Regions from separate parts of the Homo sapiens genome. Here region 1 is linked to region 2. The links are chromatin contacts, found by Hi-C or POLR2A ChIA-PET in ENCODE. All regions are on one chromosome and are shown on one strand. The core of a region is the stretch at or near the end of the contact, and the rest is flanking DNA. Distances in the headings are between cores, read along the strand shown. Region 1 has its middle 24 kb from the start of PTGES. Region 2 has its middle 62 kb from the start of LINC00963.

The links. A loop is a pair of places that touch in the nucleus more often than their neighbours do. ChIA-PET counts read pairs that join two places held with the same protein, here RNA polymerase II (POLR2A).
Region 1: a map of endothelial cell of hepatic sinusoid shows a loop between it and region 2 (3-fold over the local background). The contact joins two enhancer-like sites. A Hi-C loop is called at or near these places in 1 of 168 maps with a recorded cell type or tissue (endothelial cell of hepatic sinusoid). POLR2A ChIA-PET finds 5 or more read pairs at or near these places in 1 of 52 experiments (activated B cell).

Annotation. Positions count from the first base shown.
Region 1 is chr9:129,775,277-129,778,666 of GRCh38, forward strand. No RefSeq gene overlaps it. Among named protein-coding and RNA genes, the nearest start is that of PTGES, 24 kb to the left of the region's middle. RefSeq lists enhancers at 1-356, 1,748-2,263, 1,894-2,188. Within about 2 kb of position 2,000, at least 18 of the 41 ENCODE cell types and tissues checked have a DNase peak (open chromatin) inside an H3K27ac peak, as active enhancers do.
Region 2 is chr9:129,548,933-129,552,194 of GRCh38, forward strand. No RefSeq gene overlaps it. Among named protein-coding and RNA genes, the nearest start is that of LINC00963, 62 kb to the left of the region's middle. Within about 2 kb of position 1,404, at least 26 of the 41 ENCODE cell types and tissues checked have a DNase peak (open chromatin) inside an H3K27ac peak, as active enhancers do.

The sequences.
Region 1 (3,390 bases), core at 750-3,249, 230 kb after region 2:
ACTAGAGCTGGGTCCTGCGGCTCTGCCACCTGCTCTGTCAAACGCTGGGGTCCCCAGAAGCCACGGCCCCTGCCAAAGGTCATTTTGGGTCTCATTTGTCATCTGGGTACTTAGGGTAAAACGATATTTTCTGTGCAAGCCCCTCATTGCTTCCCTGTCTCTCCCATCCCCTAACTCCACCACCATGAAGGCCTCCCTGCTCTCACCCACTCCAAGAGCTGGATTTTCCCTGGCACAGAGAGCATAGCACCGACCCAGACAAGCCCTTTGCCACATGCGTCCTGCCAGGCATGATTCTGGCCACAAGGATGCATCAACTGCCACTGGAGCTGTGGGTGTGTTGTCACTGTGAAGCACATTGCAGCAGCAGCTGAGAGGAGAGACCAACCAGCACCCTGGGGAGGGGGCTGCATGCAGAGGTTGGGAAGTCACACTTTGGCTTCAAGCCAAGCAGAAGATCTGGCCCAAGAAAACAGGCTCATACCTCCTGGACAGGGTGGCCAAGAGACAGAGCTTCAGCTCAGGCTGGGACGCCAGTTGGGCAATAAAATTAATGACAATAATTATTATTATATAACAATGTTGATGACATTACTGGCCAACTTTACCTGCCAGACACTATGCTTGGTGCTTTATGTAGATCAGTTCATTGCCCTCATGTAGCAATCCTAGGAGGTGGGTCTATTATTATCTCTATTTTATTTTATTTTATTTTATATTTTTTAGAGGCAGAGTCTTGCTCTGTCACCCAGGCTGGAGTGCAATGGTGTGATCTTGGCTCACTGCAACCTCTGGCTCCCAGTCTCAAGCAATTCTCCTGCCTCAGCCTCCCGAGTAGCTGGGACTTCAGGTGCGTGCCACCACACCTGGCTAATTTTTTTTGTATTTTTTAGTAGAGACAGGGTTTCACCATGTTTGCCAGGCTGGTTTTGAACTCCTGACCTCAGGTGATCCACCTGCCTTGGCCTCCCAAAGTGCTGGGATTACAGGCATGAGCTACCTCGCCCGGCCTAATATCCCCATTTTAGAGATGAGAAAATTGAGGTTCAGAGGAGTGACATGACTTAACCAATGTCTGTGCTAAACTACAGTAAGATAGATAGATAGATAGATAGATAGATAGATAGATAGATAGATAGATAGATAGATAGATACCTATGTCTAACTACCTACCTACCTACCTATTGACCTATCTACCTACCTACCAACCTGCCTATCTCTCTATCTATGTGATATATATGAAAAAGACTCTTCAGAGAACTGACTCTGCTGATGCCCAGAATAGGGTGCGGGAGACTCATCAAGCTGATCTCCCATGCTGGGCCCAGCTGGATGTTCTGACTTTACCCAGAGTATCCAGATTTCAATTAACTATCTCGGAACCACAGTAAAGGAGCGTGTGCGCTATAGTTGATTGCTCAGCCCGAGCACAGGGCTGGGTAATCTTACTCCCAGAGGGTTCTGAGGTTGGAGCCTGGAATGGACCAGCTCTCTCCCTTGCCATTCAGCCCCACCCCCACCCCTGGAGCCAGGGACTCAAGCAGCCCAGCTTGACAGTCCTGGGAGGCCTGACCCCCGGCTGGGATCTCGTCATCAGCAATGCACCCAGGCTCTGGGGACAGCATGGTCTAGGGCCTCTGAATTGGCCATTATCCTAGCGGGAAGAAATGCTTCTCCCTCCAGGCTGAAAGCTGTCTTTGCTCCCAGTGATCACTTGCTCCCCAGCTCTGCACAGATTGACCCGCACACCTAGGCAGGCAAACACAGCAGTCCTAAGACCAAGAGCCAGGGTGAGGCCCTGGCAGAACAGCCATTGGAATGGGATGCCGGAGTGTCCCCAGATGGCGCCCGGGGGTGGGGTGGACCTCTTGCCACAGCAGAGTCTCCAACTGGAGCCTGGGGTTCACCCAAGACAGCCGTGGCCCTCCCTCTCACCACTTACCCCGTCCCCAGGCGCCTCTGCCTGAGCTCATCAGGCAATGACCGCAGTGACGTCACCCGGGAGGCCACGGCCAGCTTGAAATCCAGGGAGCTCCAGGATCCTGCCTGCTCCTCCCTCTCTCTCTAGCATGACTCAGGCAGGGACTGGCCCTGGGCTGCGGAAAGGCTCTCCACTTTTACACAATTGCTTTCCTCACTCAAACCACAGGCCCTGTGGGGGCCCCCTCCTCTGTCTCTCAACCCTCTGCGGTTAGGGTTCAGATGCTGGGCAGATGAAGACCCTGTTTGCTGCGAGAAGCCAAGACCAAGCCTCAGGAAATTGCCACAGTGAAGGGAAGCTTCCTCCGGAGACACCCTCTGCCTTGCACTACTGGGTCCCGTCAGAGCTTCTTCATCCTCCCTCCTCCCTCCTCCTCTTCCCATCTCCTCCTCCCCTTTCCTCTTCTCTAACCAAGAAAGTGACTTGATAACTAAATTCAACTTGTTAGTGACAGGACCTATGATTTTTCCAAAGGGTTGCTATATTTCTGAAAAACAAAGTCTGGTAGTAGAACATGTGTTCATTCATTCATTCATTCACGGAGGCGTGGAAGAGCAGTTAAAATCACGGTCAGACACCCTGTGGGTGTGTCCCAGCTCCTCTGCCATTCGCCACCTTTGCAACCATGGCCCAGTGACTTCCAGTCACTCCCCCATCCCCTCATGTGGGCTATGTTCTGGCTTGTTAAGATGAGGCTTGCTGGGGGCTCCCGGCAGTTAGGACCCGCCCAGGGCAAGGTGATGATTAGGAGAAAGGCTGAGGCTGGGCGAGGTGGCTCACGCCTGTAATCCCAGCACTTTCGGAGGCCTAGGCGGGAGGATCACATGAGGTCAGAGGTTCGAGACCAGCTTGGCCAACATGGTGAAACCCCATCTGTACTAAAAATACAAAAAATTAGCTGGGCGTGGTGGCCGGCACCTGCAATCCCAGCTACTCGGGAGGCTGAGGCAGGAGAATCGCTTGAACCTGGGAGGCGGAGGTTGCAGTGAGCTGAGATCGTGCCACTGCCCTCCAGCCTGGGTGACAGAGCAAGAATCTGTCTCAAAAAAAAAAAAAAGAAAAGAAAAGAAAAAAGAAAGAGGATGTCTCCAAAGGAGATGGGAGGGTTCTAGAAACCCAAATAGTAGAGTAGTAGAGACAGGCCCCAGGGGTGGAGAGGCCCAGGAAGGCAGATTTCTCCTTAATCACAAGGAAAGAAAGAACATTTTCTAGCAACAGAGAGGCTCTGGGGACATGGGATGCACAGCCTCAGGCCCACCTATCACTGAACATGTTCCAGCGTCCTGCAGAGGAGGGAGGCAGGCCTTGGAAAGTTCAGATTCCCCAAAGAGGAATGCATGGAAGCTTCTTTCCCTGCTGTCTACCTTAGTCAGCTCAGGCTGCCATAATAAAATGCCATTGCCAGGTGT
Region 2 (3,262 bases), core at 154-2,653:
TAGAGCCTTAATAGTAAACTTTCCCAACTGGGGCTCACACCCATGGTTGTGCTTGAATGATAGTGGTCTGACATGAGGGGGTTAGAAAACTCGGTTATTCTCTGATGATGCCTGCAGGGCTGCTGGGGAGTCTGTCTGCTCAAAGGCATCGATTCTAAGGACTCCAAATGGACCCTCGGTTCTTGTCCAGTCTCTGTCCTCGTACTTCCTTCCATGCTGGAAGCTTACTAAAAGGGACCGTGTATGCCAAGAGCTACTGGTGTTATCTCCTTAAACCCTCCCAACCTAGCCCCATGAGGTGGCGCCGACTGACAATTCTATTCCCATTTGACAGCTGGGCCAGCTGAGGTTCCAAGTATAATTTGCCCAAGGACACACCCAGCCAGGAAGTGGAAGGGCGGAATTTAAACCCAAAGCTACTGACTGGACTCCAGAGTTCAGCTTTTACCCTCCTCCCTGGGCAGCCTCCACTCTGCCTGCCAGGGCCTGAGTTCTCAGAGGGCAGGGGCTGTTTCCGGCTCAGCCCAGGTGCCGTCCAGGGCCCAGTGCAAGGCCCAGGACCTGGCTGGTATCTAGGTGGCACCGAATGCATTCAGTCTACTGACAGAAGCAATACAATGTGTGTGCGTGACAGAGAGGCTGTCAGACACACAGGAACAGAGGGAGAGGAGAGAGAGAAAGAGAAAGAAAAATAGGAGGAGGCTCACGGGGTAGGCCGGTGTCTGGTCCAGAGCCCCTCAACCCACAGCCCAACCAGAGAGGAGGACCCCCGGTGCTGGAGAGTGGGACACCCGAGCCTACCCGCGGTGCTGGGCCCTACTCAAGGCTGTAAACCAGAATGTAGAGGTGGTAATAGGGAGCCGCAGATGGTCCGGGAGCAGGGGAGTGACGCAGTGCGGTGCCCACACCACCTGATTGGGTGCAGAAGACACCAGCCCAATCCCACGAGAGCTGGGCGGACCCGGCGGACCGCGAGGGAAGGAGGGGGTGGGCGCAAGTGGCAGCCCTCCTGCCCGTGTCAGAGCCCACGCGACCGCTCCAGGCGGGCTCGTTCTCGGGGGAGAGGGGACGGCCAGCGGGAGCGGCCGGACTCTGGGATTTGGGGAGGCCGTGGGGGAACGGTTCACTGGCCTTCTGGGGCGGAAAGCGGGCGAGGCGACCCCCAAGAGAGCCCCGGCCGGGACGCGCGGACCCCAGAAGCTCGGGCGGGGGCGCCCCTCGGAGGAATGTTTCCGGGGCCCGGACCGCGCCGCCGCCGCAGCCTTTCCTCCCTCTCCCCGCCCGGCTCGCCGGCCGCCCTCGCGCCCCCTCCAGGGCCCCCTATCTTCCCCCACCCGAACCCCACATCACTGCCCTCCGGGCCGGCTGCGCCCAGGCACTTGGTGCAGATGTAACCTCTCCGCGGGCCCCGCCTCCGCCGGGAAGCCGCGCGCGGTTGCCAGGAACGCGGCAGGCGATCGGAGCTGGACGGCGGCCCGGGCATCTCGGCACTGGCGGCGCTCGGCCCTCCTGGGCGGCCCTGGCCCGGCCCTCTCCCCACTGGCGCCGCTGCGCTTGCTCCGATTCCCTCCGCGGGGCTGAGCCTCTCCACCGCGCCCCTACCCTCCGATTCCGGTCTCTTCCGCTGCCTCGGATTCTTTCCCTCCTGTGTTCCCGCTCCTCCCCGATCACCTCCTACTCGCCCCCTTTCCTTCTGGAGCAGAGAGTACAAGAAAAGGGGTTCATCCACCCCACTCTTCGCCAGCCCGCTGTGGGGTGGTTGGGGTCCCCATGTCCCCCTTGGTAACACCTTCCCCACCGTCTCCCCAGGATCTCAGGAGCCCCCTCTCCCTCAGACAAACAGATCTTAAGCTGGGCTTTGTGGATGACCTTGGGTGGGGGGTGTCCCTGAAATTCTGTGTCACATTTGGGGTGCATTTGTCTGGAGAGAATCCAAACATTTCATCGGTTTCTCAAAGACACCAGTGGTTAAGAAAGGTTAAAAAAAAAAGCAGTCCCAGGTCGGGCGCGGTGGCTCACGCCTGTAATCCCAGCACTTTGGGAGGCCGAGGCAGGCAGATCACTTGAGGTCAGGAGTTCAAGACAAGCCTGGCCAACATGGCAAAACGCCGTCTCTACTAAAATACAAAAATTAGCTGGATGTAGTGATGCGCACCTGTAATGCCAGCTACTCCGGGAGGCTGAGGCATAAGAATCACTGCAGCCTGGGAGACCGAGGTTGCAGTGAGCTGAGATCTCACCACTGCACTCCAGCCTGGGCGTCAGGGGGAAACTGTGTCTAAAAAAATGAAAACAGGCCAGGTGCTGTGCGTGGCTCACAACTCTAATCCCAGCACTTTGGGAGGCCAAGGCAGGCGGATCACTTGAGGTCAGGAGTTCAAGACCAGCCTAGCCAACATGGTGAAACTCCGTCTCTACTAAAAATACAAAAATTAGCTGCACGTGGTGGTGCATGCCTGTAATCCCAGCTACTTGGTAGGCTGAGGCAGGAGAATCCCTTGAACCTGGGAGAAGGTTACAGTGAGCTGAGATCAAGCCACTGCATTCCAGCCTGGACGACAGAGCAAGACTGTGTTTCAAACAAACAAACAAACAGAACACCACAGCCCCAGTGATGCCTCCCATGCACCTTACTAATCTATGCAGCACTTATTTATTGAAGACCTACTATGCTCCAAGTGCATTCTAAGCCCTAGGGCTGCAGCTAGGAACTCTAGACAAGGACCTCACAGGAGACAAAGGGGTCATGACAGGTGCTCTGGGGCTGGGAAGGAACTGGGGAGAGGCATGAAAAGGAATGACAGGTGGGCTTCACCCAGGGCTGAGGTGTGGGGTGTCTCTGAGGACTTCACAGGGGCACTGGCACCTACCTGGCCTGCCCCCAGCCTCCCCACTTCCAGAACTTACCTTAGGAGTGCAGCCCTTGCCCACTCTGTTCCCACAGCTATGGTAAATAGGACTCAAAACATACTTGGGCCGGGGGGGTGGAGGTCCCCAACTCTACCCCACCCTCTGCTCTCAGTGAGCTGAGATCGAGCCACTGCACTCCAGCCTGGAGTAGGTAGAGCCCAGAGTGGCCCAAAGGTCTGTTATATGGAGACAGGCTCCAATTTTGAGTCTGTGTTTGTTTTATCGTTAAGAACAACAGCTAGCATGTATTGAGCACTTTCTATGCAGCAAGCACTGCAGTAAGCATTTTTTGTGCCTTTATTCACCACTTGAGCAAGTTTTCTACAGAGCCCCTCCCCTTGCCAGGCACTGT